2 separate regions of the Homo sapiens genome follow, and region 2 is linked to region 1. The links are chromatin contacts, found by Hi-C or POLR2A ChIA-PET in ENCODE. All regions are on one chromosome and are shown on one strand. Each heading gives the region's core, a stretch centred on a gene start or an enhancer-like site at or near the end of the contact. The rest is flanking DNA. Distances are from core to core; before and after follow the strand shown.

The links. A loop is a pair of places that touch in the nucleus more often than their neighbours do. ChIA-PET counts read pairs that join two places held with the same protein, here RNA polymerase II (POLR2A). Pooled maps may share reads with other maps.
Region 2: a loop to region 1 is called in a pooled map, with 3 times the contacts of the local background. The contact joins the enhancer-like site here to the promoter of OPN1SW in region 1. A Hi-C loop is called at or near these places in 3 of 168 maps with a recorded cell type or tissue (endothelial cell of umbilical vein, gastrocnemius medialis and testis) and 3 of 50 pooled maps. POLR2A ChIA-PET finds 5 or more read pairs at or near these places in 3 of 52 experiments (AG04450 and WTC11).

The regions. Positions count from the first base shown.
Region 1 is chr7:128,773,718-128,780,767 of GRCh38, forward strand. It overlaps OPN1SW (opsin 1, short wave sensitive), which reads right to left and starts at 2,077. Exons shown (of 5, transcript NM_001385125.1): 1 at 1,722-2,077; 2 at 1,269-1,437; 3 at 781-946; 4 at 1-171. The coding sequence starts at 2,064. RefSeq lists cis regulatory regions at 2,063-2,630, 2,071-3,065, 2,074-7,050, 2,074-5,873, 2,074-3,173 and 1 more.
Region 2 is chr7:128,882,067-128,889,377 of GRCh38, forward strand. It overlaps KCP (kielin cysteine rich BMP regulator), which reads right to left. Exons shown (of 40, transcript NM_001366122.1): 22 at 6,797-6,973; 23 at 5,149-5,234; 24 at 4,810-4,900; 25 at 4,589-4,671; 26 at 4,398-4,491; 27 at 3,031-3,204; 28 at 2,715-2,797; 29 at 1,936-2,056. Among named protein-coding and RNA genes, the nearest start is that of SPMIP1, 19 kb to the left of the region's middle. RefSeq lists a silencer at 1,569-1,863 and enhancers at 1,609-1,718, 2,169-2,428, 2,653-3,252. Within about 2 kb of position 1,710, at least 3 of the 41 ENCODE cell types and tissues checked have a DNase peak (open chromatin) inside an H3K27ac peak, as active enhancers do.

The DNA.
Region 1 (7,050 bases), core at 827-3,326:
GGTGACAAGCCGTAAGTCCAGCCCATGGTTACGGTTGTTGACCATGTACATGGCGAAGGCCGCGTAGGGCACGTAGCAGACACAGAAGGATCCTACCATCACAACCACCATGCGGCTCACCTCCCGTTCAGCCTTCTGGGTCGTAGCTGACTCCTGCTGCTGAGCTGCAACCTGGGGTGGAGCACGGAAAGCATCACATCTCTCTTTTTCCTGGCCCTCTGGATGCTTTTTTTTTTTTTTTTTAATTTTTAATTTTTAATTTTCTTTTTGAGACCGAGTCTCGCTCTGTTGCCCAGGCTGGAGTTGCAGTGGTGCAGTCTCGGCTCACTGAACCTCCACCTCCCGGGTTCAAGTGATTCTTTTGTCTCAGCCTCCTGAGTAGCTGGGGTTACAAGCACACACCACCATGCCCAGCTAATTTTCGCATTTTAGCATTTTGCCATGTAGGCCAGGCTGGTCTGGAACTATTGACCTCAGGTGATCCGTCTGCTTCGGCCTCCCAAAGTGCTGGGATTATAGGCGTGAGCCACTGCGCCCGGTCTCTGGATGCTTTTCTGTGGGATGGGGGAGGGGGCATCCACTCTGATTGCCTCTTTTCTGTCCCATCTCCTGGCCTAGTTCCTTTGGATCTCCATCATTCTCCCTCCTCCTACTTCCTTTGCTGCTTTTAGATACCCTCTCTGGCTATGGACATTTCCAGGCATCTTATGTTTCAGAGCACTCTTCCTTCTCATGTGGAGCCCCGAACCCCTTCTTCCCTGACTATCAAATGCCACTCACAGCTTTCAGGGCCCTCAGCAGCTGAGTGTAGGAGAAGCAGATGAGGGAGAGAGGCACAATGAAGCAGAAGATGAAGAGGAACCACGTATAGGACTCGCTGCGGTATTTGGTGCCCACGGTGTACCAGTCAGGGCCACAGGAACACTGCAGGCCCTCAGGGATGAACCTGCAAAGGACCAAACACTTGCTCACTGGACTCTCCACAAGAGTGCAGTGGGAGCTGAGATGCCTGGATTGTGTTCTCCACTTAGAACCCACGGAATGCCCTAAGGCTTCAAGCAGGGGGGTTTTCTGTCCTGACTGGGAGAAGCTACAGCAATTCCAACTGCAGAGTAAACGTTAGCACTTGTCTCCCACTGCCCTTTCGCCTCATATTGCAACTCTTTAAAAGTAGAGGTCAAAGACTAAATAGTTATACCCAAGCTCTCTTTCCACCCACATCAACCTGAGCTCCTAGTTAACTCAGCACCACTGCCCTGCACTCTCACCGGCTCCAGCCAAAGAAGGGTGGGATGGAGACGCCAATACCAATGGTCCAGGTAGCCAGGACCACCGTCAGTGCATGCTTGGAGCTGAAGCGGAAGTTGCCGAAGGGCTTACAGATGACAATGTAGCGCTCAAAGGCCAGGAAGGCCAGTGACCATCCTGTAACCAGACCTGTGGTGAAATGTGAGGATAATGGGCTAGACAGAGCCCCACCCAGCCTGGCTGGCAGAGTGGCAAACAGATCGGGTGGAGCAAGCACAGAGAGACAGGGCTGGACTGACATTTGGAGTGAAGACTCAAACATCCTATTTTAGCCAAACTTCTAGTCTGGGTTGCTTTGTACCCCAGTATTTTAAAAAGCACCAGACTCATTTCCCCCAGACTCCTCTTTAGGAACCCCCTCCAGTGGAGTAGCAACCTTTGCCTTCCCCTAACCCCTTTTTCCCCTGCAGTACCTGCTACAGTGCCCAGGAAGCCCTCCAAAGCACAAACATGGCGACCGAAGACGAAGTATCCGTTACAGCTGGCGACGAAGACAGGGAAGACAGAGAAGATGCAGAGGAGGAAGCCTCCGAAGGACACGTTGACCAGAATGTAGTTGAGGGGCTGCCGCAACTTTTTGTAGCGCAGTGTGGCCACCAGCACCATGGCATTGAGTGGGAACCCTATAAGGAAGACAGTGCCCATGAAAGCTGCCTGGAGGTAGAAGGCCCAGACAGGGGCAATGTGGTACTGAGGCCCATCCCACGGCCCCACTGAAGAGATATTTTTGAACAGATAAAACTCTTCCTCCGACATTTTTCTCATGGATGCCCCACACCCCCCTCTGAGTCCTCTTATAGGTGATCCTCCCACCCCACAAAACCCCTCCTCTAAAAACACTTGGGCTCTGTGAATGATCAATACTAATCCTAAACCTCCCAAGGACAAAGTTTGGGATTAGAAATCCCTAAACCACTACCTAAACCTTTTGTGGCCCCAAAGCCGATTGTGTTCTTCAGAGGATAAGAGATTGGGCTCAAATAATCTGGATATGCAATGCTGGGTGCTGGGATGAACAGAAGTGGACTCCCTGAGGTCTGGGAGGTGCTGACCCATATTCACTGAAGATGCTTCCACTTTTTTGTTCTTTTAATGGGGCTATAGAAAGGGCACGCCTCTTATTTTGGCTTCTGGCACAACTGTATCAGTTAAGTTTTCCTCAACTCATCTGCCCCTTTGTGGAAGGTGCCCATCTTAAGTCTGCTGAGAGGCTAGGAACCAGCCCTGGGCTGCAGGAAAGGGCTGGGAGTGGGGAGTGCCCTGGAAGCACATCAGTAAACAGCCTTGATGGAACAGGACTTAGGCAACTTGACAATGCCTAGAGGTCTAGGGCATCCCTGAGCCAGGCTGCCTCCATTTCTTTGTGTTGAATCTACTCAAAGAGTGTGCCTTTCCTACTCAGACCTCCAGCCAGGGAGGTGGGTCTGTTCACTGTCCTTACGCCATGTTCATGCCTACCCCTACCCTTAGCTCAACAAGTCGCCACAGTCTTCCTCCTGTCTGTTCATTGAAGTCTTATCTAGCCCTCACAGCCTACCTCACAAACACCTCTTCTGTGCAGCCCACCCCAGTGACACCAACTCTGCTTTAAGTTCCACCTGCACTTGTACTCAGTACTACACTTTAGGCTTTATGAATGAATCTTTTCCACCTCAGCAGATCATAAATATATAGATGAGTTGGCCGGGCGTGGTGGCTCAAGCCTGTAATCCCAGCACTTTGGGAGGCTGAGATGGGTGGATCACAAGGTCAGGAGATCGAGACCATCCTGGCTAACGGTGAAACCCCGTCTCTACTAAAAATACAAAAAATTAGCTGGGTGTGGTGGTGGGCGCCTGTAGTCCCAGCTACTTGGGAGGCTGAGGCAGGAGAATGGCGTGAACCCGGGAGGCGGAGCCTGCAGTGAGCCGAGATCACGCCACTGCACTCCAGCCTGTGGGACAGAGCGAGACTATATATATAGATGAGTTAAAAGTGACACACTTTAGGTATAAGTAAGTTTAAAAGTGAAAGGATGGTCCAGTAATGGCAGAATAGTTTATTAGATGAATGCCCCCTTAGGCAAAAAAATTGTAAACTGGACACAATATGAAAAACAACTTTTTGAAAACACCTAAAGTATCCAAAGCAGGCAGAAACTGAAAGGAACTCAACTCTTCAATGAAAAGAACCATCTACATTGTTGTTTTTTTTTTTCCCTGAGTGTACTCCCGAGTATAAATGGCACAGGATAGCTAGAACTTGAGCAGAAAGCCCCAGCCTTTTTTGGCTTGAAGAGTCAGAGGACAGAGGACAGGAGACAGAGGACAGTTTGGGACTCCAGAACAGCTGAAGGTGGATTTCCTGGAATGAAAGAAGCCACAGAAGGCAAAGTCTTTAAATCTGCATATAAACTCCCCTCAAATCATAGGCTGACTGCTGAACTGTGGATGGAGGAATTTCCAAGAGCCCAGTAAAAGACAACCACTGGAGGTCTGAAAGAGCTAAGCAGATTTTGACTGTTACCCACTGTAGCAGAGAAAGAGTTTGAATTTGAATCCCAAGTCAGAGGGTCTGGGTAAACACTTAGGGCTTTCTACTTGAAACTCCCAAAAGGCCACACCATAGAGCTAAAATCTATATCCCAGGACTAAATATTTGTTCTGAGAGTAAGGTCAAAGCCAAAGCTGACTCATACTAGCAAAAGATAAAACCAAGCCTCAGCGGGTTCAAGGTGATCAACTAGTAAGTTAATTGCTTATTAGAACAAAAATCAACACCCCTCAATGGAAGATAACCCAGTTTCTAAAGTTCACTATCTACAATGTCTAATATACAATGAAAAATTAAAAGGCGTGTGAAAGAAAAAAAAAACCCACAGGAAAATATGAGTCATAGCCAAAAGAAAAAGCAAGCAATAGAAACAGAACCTGAGATGACCCAAGAAGTTGGCACCAGCAGGAAAAACTTCAAACAGCGATATAAATATATTCAAGAACTGGAAGGAAAAAAATGATCATCGTGAGTTAATGGATCTCAGCAGAAGAATGGGAAAAATAAAATAGCCAAATGGAAATTCCAGAACTGAAAACTACAACATGTCAAATGAAGAATTTACTAGATGGCTGAACAGCAGATTGGACAGCAGAAGAAAGGATCAGTGAACTTACAGATAGATCAATAACAAAAAGATATCTGGAAAATCCCCCAAACACTTATGAATAAGCAATATACATCTAAATATCCTGTGAGTCAAAAGAGAAATCATAAGGAAAAACTGAAAGAATTTCAGCTGAATAACAACAAAAAAGTATTAGAAATTGAAGGAGTCAGCTAAAGCAGTACTTAGAGAAAAATTTATAGCTTTAAGTATTTATACTAGACAATAAATGTTTAAAATTTAAACTTTCACCTTGAGAAGCTGAAAGGGTGAATCAAATCTAAAATAAATAGGGGCAGATACTAAAAAGCAGAGCAGAAAACATTGAAATTAAAAATGAATAAAGAATGGAGAAAAATCAATGAAACCTGAAGCAAAACAAAATAGTTCTCTCCTGTCTCCAGCATCTCCTCAGTAGGATCTGAGCCAATCTCAGGTCACTGCAACCTCCATCTCCTGGGTTCAAGTGATTCTCTTGCCTCAGTCTCCCATGTAGCTGGGATTACAGGTCTGTGCCACCATGCCCAGCTAATTTTTGCATTTTTAGTAGAGACAGGGTTTCACCATTTTGGCCAGGCTGTTCTCAAACTCCTGACCTCAGGTGATCTGACCACCTCGGCCTCCCGAAGTGCTGGGATTACAGGCATGAGCCACTGTGCCCAGCTGACTTAATTATTTCCGAAAGACCGCCACTCTCATGTGCATGCGCACACATGCACATCCCACACAAACACTCGGCCGCAGGTGGGAGTCCTGGTGGAGGTTACTGGGGAGAGCCAGCTAAGGGTCCAGTCAGATTGCCTGAGTCATGGGGGGAACAGGGTGGGAGGGCACTGTCTGGGAAGGTGTGAGGACAGTATTAGGAGGGGCCAAAGATGTGGCCACCTAGCCTTGTACAGATGAGCAGAGCTGCTCATCCGTTGCCCTGGGCAGGACTTCAGGACCAGGGCCAGAGGTCACCTTAAGGTGCCTATCCCTGAGCAGGGCACATGGACTGTGTGTGAGCCTGGCCTGCGTGGAACAAGCCAGCCTCCACTGTCCGCTGGGCTCTGCTGAGGTGCCCACCTCTGCAAACATTTCTGATGGGAGGCTAAATGGCGAGGGTGCAAGACACCCCGGGCCCTTTTACATCCAGTGTACAAGGCTAGGTGGCCACATCTTTGGCCCCTCCTAATACTGTCCTCACGCCTTCCCAGACAGTGCCCTCCCACCCTGTTCCCCCAACAGCAGAGGGAGACAATGGGCCCAAGCTGGAGGCAACCCAATCCCTGAGGGGCTCAGACCAAAAAGAGCCTCACCCAAGCGCAAAGTCTTACCGGTGCTCAAGCCATGGACAAAAATTCTCCAAAGTCATGGAGGCCACGGAGTAGGAGGAGGCAAGCTTCTGAGGAAGGGGCATGGGGTAAAGGAGGAAGAGAAAATAGAAAAACTGGAGGCAGACTGGGCACGGTGGCTCACACCTGTAATCCCACCACTTTTGGAGGCCAAGGTGGGCAGATCACTTGAGGTCAGGTGTTCACCAACCTGGCCAACATGGTGAAACCCTGTCTCTACCAAAAAATACAAAAATTTGCTGGGCATGGTGGCGCACTCCTGTATAGTCCCAGCTATTTGGGAGGCTGAGGTAGGAGAATCGCTTGAACCCAGGAGGCAGAGGTTGCGGTGAGCTGAGATTGTGCTGCTGCCCTCCAGCCTGGGCAACAGAGCGGGACTGTGTCTCAAAACCAAAAAACAAAATAAAATAAAAAATAAAAACTAGAGGCATCTTAAGTGCATTTAGTTATACAGTGCTCTTCCCAGGCTGAAAATCACCTTATTAATTTAGAACATGTTAATACACTAAGGCTTTACAGAAGATCACATGAAATACACTTAGACCAGGATTTCTCAACGTTGGCACTATTGACATTGCAGATAATTCTTTGTCTGGGGGCTGTCCTGTGCATTGTAGGATGTTGAACAGTGTCCCTCTCCTCTAGATGCCAAAATCAACACTACCAGCCCAGTCATGATAACCAAAAATGTCTCCCGACATTGTCAAATGCCTCCTGAGAGACAAAACCCTTCCCCACTCCCCTCCCCTCCAGCTGAGATCCAACCATTGATTTAGATTTAGACTTACAAATGCTCAGAACCCAATATAATACAATCAAGTGAAAATTTGTTTTTCCATATATATATGTGTGTGGCCGCATATATATATGGCCAGGCGCAGTGGCTCACGCCTGTAATCCCAGCACTTTGGGAGGCCGAGGCAGGTGGATTACCTGAGGTCAGGAGTTCAAGACCAGCCTGGCCAACATAGTGAAACCCCGTCTCTACTAAAAATACAAAAATTAGCTGGGCATGGTGACACATGCCTGTAATCCAAGCTACTGAAAGGCTGAGGCAGGAGAATTGCTTGAGCCCAGGAGACGGAGGTTGCAGTGAGCCGAGATCTCACCACTGCACTCCAGCCTGGCGGACAGAGTGAGACTCTATCTCAAAAAAAAAAAAAAAAAAAAAAAGGAAGAAGAATATTCAGAGAAAAAGAAGTTTCCTTTCCACCCAGCCTCCCAACTACTCAGTTACCTTCTCAGAGGCAACCAGTGGTAGCTTCTTGC
Region 2 (7,311 bases), core at 460-2,959, 110 kb after region 1:
GGAAATCCCAGCTGTCCCCATGCACTGTGTCCCCAGGTTTCTAACTCGAACTCCTGAGCATACCCATATCCCAGCACCTTGACTCCAGGGAGGATAAGTCCTCTTTCTCTTCAATTCAGTCAAGTTTACACGTTTTAAAAGAAACTTTGCTAGGCTATTATTTGGGGCCGGGTGGGGGTGCAAGGTGACTGGAAACAGACCAACCATGGCTTCCTTAGCCTGAGGTCACTAAAAATGGCCAGTCTGCGGCCTGCTCTCCCTCCCGCTATCTGTAATACAGTGTGGCTACAACTGCGCAGGGAAGCACACAGCCAGGCATCCCGGGTTCGAATCCTGATGCCAGCACTCAGTGCCTGTGCTTATTAGGTTGGATTAATCCACCTCTCTGAGCCTCAGTTTCTTAATCTGTAAAAAGAGATTAATAATACTTCCCTCACTGGGTAACTATGAAAATGAAGCGAGAGACTTTATTAAGAGCACCAAGTACAGTCTGTGGCATGGAACAGGTGCTTAATCAATGTTAGTCTTCTTCCCTTCCCCTGAAGCACCCCCTAGCAAGTGTTGATCAGAGCAGCCCTCCCTGATGGATGCCAGGGATGACTGCACAGCATTATGAACGTATTTAATACCACAAACTGTACACTTAAAAATGGTTAGGATTGTACATTTTAGTGTCTTACCACCATAAAAAACAAACAAACAAACAAACAAACAAAAAACAGAAAAGTCGGCGAGGTGGCTCACACCTGTAATCCAGCTCTTTCGGAGGCTGAGGCGGGTGGATCACCTGAGGTCAGGAGTTCGAGACCAGCCTGGCCAACATGTTAAAACCCCATCTCTACTAAAAATACAAAAATTAGCCAGGCTTGATGGCGCATGCCTATAATCCCAGCTACTCGGGAGGCTGAGGCAGGTGAATCCCTCGAATCCAGAGGTTGCAGTGAGCCGAGATTGTGCCACCGCACTCCAGCCTGTGCGACAAAGCGAGACTCCGTCTCAAAAAAACCAAAACCCAAATAAAAAAACCAAATTGGAGAAAATAGGATTATCATTAAAAAAAAAAGTATGTTTTTTCTTTCTTTTTTTTTTTTTGAGACAGAATCTCGCTCTGTTGCCAGGTTGCAGTGTAGTGGCACCATCTCAGCTCACTGCAACCTCTGCCTCCCGGGTTCAAGCTATCCTCCTGCCTCAGCCTCCCGAGTAGCTGGGACTACAGGCATGCCCCATCATGCCCAGCTAATTTTTGTATTTTTAGTAGAGACGGGGTTTCACCATGTTGGCCAGGATGGTCTCGATCTCTTGACCTTGTGATCCTCCCACCTTGGCCTCCCAAAGTGCTGGGATTACAGGCGTGAGCTACCAACCTCGGCCTGTTTTTTCTATGTAAGGATAACGTTCACCTGTATTGCAAAGGTAGGTTATCATTTCAGTGTTGGTATAGGACCAGAAACAGAAAAAAATTCCCTCCACAACAAATGTAAAATGGCTGTGTTAGGTAAACAACTATTAAATCCAGGAGACAGAAATTGGCCATCTTTCAATATTTGTAATAAAAATAAAACTGTTTCTTTACTTTTCCCCCCAATCTTAATAAATTTTTACTCTAACAACGACAACAAAAAAAGCTCGCCCACCCCTGTGGCTGGGCTACCCCCTGCCTGCCTGGGCCTCACGTCTCAGCACAACTGTCGCCCTGCAGCGCCACCTGCTGGCCAAGATGCTCCACAAACTGCACCCAGCTGCGGAGAGGCAAAGGGTTCCTGTCAGCTTCCCCAGTTCCCTTAGGGATGGTGCAGCCCTCGCCGGCCAGGCATAGGGTTCCAGAACAGTCCACTGGAGTCAGGAAGAATCTGGGGCTGGGACTGGTGAGGAAGGGCGGCAGGGGGTGGCAGCCCTAACCTCATATCTCATCTACCCCCACATCCCTGGACTCACCGGCACAGGTGGGACAGCAGTGCTGGGGCCCAGGGGGCAGGAGCTGGCTGGGGGGGCAGCCCACCAGGCTGGGACACTGCCGCCGGTGACAGCGAAGGCTGGGAGGCCCCTCAGGCTGTGGCTACAAGAATGAGTGAGCAGCGGTGGGTCCTGGGCCACAAAAACCCAGAGCTGCCCTTGGCCGGGACTTCCGGCCCCTCCCTCTGCCTGCTGCAGCCTCTTCCGGGACATGTCTTGGGCCCTGAACTCAAGGCTGAAGAGAGACTCAGTGTCTTCTAGACGTGCTCCTCACCCCATGCCCTAGTCTCTGAGATGATGTCTCCTTCTCCTTTAAGTCACTTGGGCCTGAGCCCTCATGTGACCTTTGATCCTCCGGCAGGCTCATGCCATCCTCCTCCCCAGGCCCATGGCTTAGTACCCTGACCTGTGATGTCATTTGCCTGCTCCAAGCCCTTCCATGGCCTTGCAAATAGAATCTCCACAATATGACCCCTAGCCACGTCCCAGGTGGCTCTCCGGCCATACACACCCGCCCTGCACTGCAGCCAGGGGGGCCACCTACGGCCTCCTGCACACTTGGAACCTGCGCTCCTTGTCTAAACCCAGACCTCCTGGCCCTGTTGGCCCCAACCCTGCCTTGTCTCCTGGCCACAGGGATACACTCCTTTGGCCCCCAGAGTGCCTGCTCCATGCAGTGACCAGCTTGGCTGGGCCTCATCCCATGCTGCCCACTCCCCCCCGACGAGGTGCCCCAGCCCCACCACTGTGCCCTCACCTACCTCGCAGATGCACACTTCACAGGGGTCTGCCCCAGGCTGGAAGCTCTCCCCAGGCTCGTACTTCCGGCCCTCATGCTCACAGTCTTTGGGGTGGAGTGAGAGCAGAACGGGACCAGGGGTCCTTCAGGCTGGCAGCGAGGCAGGGGTGGAGTCCTCTATCTCCAGCCTCCCCCTGATCCCAGGGAGTGGAGTGTGCACAAGGACGGAGGCCACTTCTCCAACTGCCTGTCTCTGCCACCCGGCCCAGCAGCGGCAGGGAGGTGTGGGCCCAGGGCTCCCTCCTCGCCTTTCCCCTCCCGCCCCAGGCTTCCAGTACCAGAGCATTGAGGACAGCAGTCATGGGGCCCTTGGCGGGGCTGGGCGCAAGAGCTGATGCACTGGATGCGTGCACAGGTGACGACGCCCTCGTGACACACACAGGAGGAGCAGGCACTGTCGGGGGGCACCCATCTACTGCCTTCGGGGTGCTCTTCCCCATGAGCCAGGCAGCCTGTGGTGCAAAGTGGGCAGGGACGAGCTCGGAGGTTGAGATCTGGACATCTGCTCCTGGCCCCCACCCTCAGTGGTCAGCTAGGCACGTGGCGCCAGGAGTGAGTTTGCAGGGATATGGCGGGAAGGTGCGATGGGGCAGAACTCCTGTCTGTTGTGGAGGGGAAAGGCACTGGGAGGGGTTCAGAACACCTGGGTTCTAATCCTGTTCTGTTCCTACCTGCTCTCAAGACCAAGCTCCAGGCAGCAGGCACTGCCCAGTGCAGCCCGCACCGGCCACAGACCTGGCATGCAGCAGCTGTGTCATAAATGCATGTGGACCAGGTGAATGGCTCCATCGCTAACCATGTGCCCAAGGTAACTCAGTCTCTCCGGGCCTCAGTCTCCTCATCTGTTAAATGGGGATTTCCTCTGTCCTGCCTCCCTCCCAGAGCAAGTGAAATGCTATGACAGTTCTGTGGTTCTGTAGAAACACCACCACACTGCGCAGGGTGTGGGACGAGGGGGCAGTGGGCAGGCTAAGAAAGGCTCAAGTTCAGAGCCAGATGGTCCAAGTGTCCATCTTGACTCTGCCACCTTCTCTACCTCTCTGTACCTCCACTTTCTCGTCTGTAAAATAGGAGGACTAAGAGTGCTTATCTGGTAAGTTGTTGTGCTGATTAAATGAGATAATACACGTAAAGTGCTCAGGGCCTGGCACATGCTACCTGCTCACTGAATGTCAGGTATCTTGATGATGATGATGATGGTGGTGATGATGATGATGATGATGAATGGGGTGTGGTTAGGAAGAGGGGCAGCTTTTTGTTTTATTTTTTAGACAGAGTCTTCTTTGTTGCCCAGGCTGGAGCACAGTGGTGCAAATGCAGCTCACTGCAGCCTCAAACTCCTGGGTTCAAGTGATCCTCCCACCTTGGCCTCCCAAAGTGCTGGGATTGCAAATGTGAGCCGCTGCACCCAGCCCAAGACAGGCAGCTTTGAGGGAACTCTAACCAGCACCTGGAAGAGGGATGGTCTGGGCAGTCCCGGACAGGGAGAGGTAGGAGAAGCTGAAGGTGGCAAGGGTGTATGCAAGGGCCAGTTGTTGGGGCAGGGAGGTGGGAGAAGAGCTGGCTGAGGGGAGGGAGGTGGGGTGGACAGAGGGACACAGGGCCAAGGGGCTGAAGCAAGGGGTAGGGCTACAGGCGGCCATACCTCTGCAGCGAGGGCAGCAGCTCCCCCGCTCGGTGACCTGGAGCTTGCAGGGAAGGGGTGGGCACTGCAGCCGCACACAGCTGACCTGGCCAGCCTGTAGGAGATGCAGGGACACTGGCTCGCTGCCTAGGCTGGGGCCCAGAGGTGCTATGGTCCAGCTGTCACTCCACACCCCCCACCTCCTGCTATACCTGACAGCGACACCACTCACAGCTGCCTGCTGGTCCCTCAAACTCCTCCCCATCCTGGTGCTCCCGGCCCTGAGAGAGACAGCCTGTGGGGGACACACCTCCTGGGTGGGGGGCCTGTGCCACCCTGCCCTGCTCGGCCCAGCCTTAGGCCTGGCAGGAAGGGAAGGGGGAGGGAGAGGCGGGGAAGGGCATGGGGGCCGCGCATGAGGAAGGCAGCTCACTGTGGCAAACAGGGCAGAAGCAGGGGCCTGGAGAGGGGTGGGGGCAGAGAGCTGGGGGACATGGCTTCTTCTGGCAGCGCATGGAACCTTCCTGGGGGAGAGAGGCCCATCACACCCTCAACTGGACTGCACATTTCCCCAGGGCTGGAGCCCCTACTGAGCCTGCAGGGGCCCAAACACCCTCCCTTGGCCCGGGACACCTGAGCCCAGTCCTGTCCCATGAGATGTGAAGGGCAGAGTGTAGCCCTTGCCACCTGAGTGGAGGAGACAGCCTCTTCCTGGCCAGAGAGGAGTATCAAGGGAGGAAAGGTTACCAAGGTCCTAAAGGGGCTGCCTCACCTGGCAGGTGCAGAGGGAGCAGGTAGGGTCAAGTGGGTCAGGAAGGGTCTCTCCGGAGGCAGTAGTGACGCCATGGTAGCGGCATCCTGGCAGAGCGGGGAGTCCAACAGAAGAGCTGCCATCAACAGAACCTCCACTGTCACACACACACACAGCCCCTCCCCCTCCACACATACACAGCCACAGCCACAGACACACACATAGCCACACACACACATACCCATATACACAGCCACACCCACAACCACATACACACACACAGCCACACACATACATACACGCATATACACACAGCAGGTGGGAGTGCAACAGAAAACCTGCCATCAACAGAACTGCCACTGTCACATACACACACAGCCCCTCCCCCTCCACACATACACACACAGCCACACCTACACCCCCCCACACACAGCCACACACACATACATACACAACCACACCCACATATACATACAGCCACACACACACATACACACATATACCCATATACACACACAGCCATAGACACACACAGCCACACCCACACTCTCATACACACACACATAAACACACAGCCACACACACACATACACGCACCCACATACACACATACCCATATACACAGCCACATACACACACACACACACACATACACACATACCCACCTACACACAGCCACACAAACATACACATAGCCACGCACACACATACACATACACACCCACACACACAGCCATACAAACACATAGCCACACACACATCCCCACATACACAGATGCACACACACCCACACACAGAGACCCCCCCACATACACACCCACACACAGCCACACACACACATACACACACACACACACACATCCCACATACACAGACACAAATACAGACACACACACACATACCCACATACACACAGCTACAGCCATACACACACACACACACACACAGGGCCACACACACATACACAGCCACACAAACACACATATACACACAGTCACACATACACACACAGATACACAGCCACACACACAGATACACAGACACACATACGGTCACACACACACGTACACAGACACACATACACTGTCACACACACAGAGCAACACACACACACAGATACACCCACACAGAGCAACACACACACACACACACACATACACAGATACACCCAAACACACAGGCCAACACACACAGCCACACACAGATACACACATACACACATACAGCAACACATACACACACATATACACACGGCCACACACACACAGAGCAACACACACACACAGATACACAGATACACCCACACAGGCCAACACACACAGCCACACACAGATACACACATACACACATACAGCAACACATACATACACACACATATACACACGGCCACACACACACAGAGCCACACACACACAGCCAGACACACACACACACATACAGACACACACACATACACAGCCACACACACACAGAGCCACACATACACACACACATACATACAAACACACAGCCGTGCCCGGGACCTCTATCAAAGGTGAGGGAGTCGGAGAGTGAGAGAAAAGTATGGTGGAGCGGCAGGCAGTGGGAGGGCTGGGAGGAAAGTGGAATCGGTGAGAAAGGCACCCCGGGAGCCCCAGCAGGGGGAATGGAAGGGCAGGTGTGGCTCTACCCTGGCAGGTCGGGCAGCAGTGCCCAGAGGGGATGAGTGGGTGGCTGCAGCCCGGAGGCTCACAGGGCCGGCGGCCGCAGGTCACGAAGCCTCCAAGACAGGTACACAGGTTGCAGGGTTCTCGGGGGTCTGGGAACTCCTGGTTACTCAGGTAGGACTCCCCCAGGTACTCACAGCCTTTCAGAGAAGAGACAGAGAGGCCGAGGGGAGGGACAGAAAGGGATGAGAGGGCAGTGGTCATAGGCTCTGAGCTTGGGCCTGTTATGCATCCAAGATCTCAAAGATCTAGCGTGGGGGCTGGGGGGTCACAGGCCAAGCCCAGGGGGCAAAGCAGTCGTGAGGGGGGCGGGGTTTGGATTGGCCAAAAGGCAAACTTTCTCCCCTTTATCCTGCAAAAAACCTTCCTGTTTAATTTGTAGAAAAACACCCACAAGGAATCTGCTGCCCCTGGGGTTAAATACTCAGCAGGCCATTGCCAGAGGCACCAGTTTCCCAACCCGGAGAGCTGGGAGTAG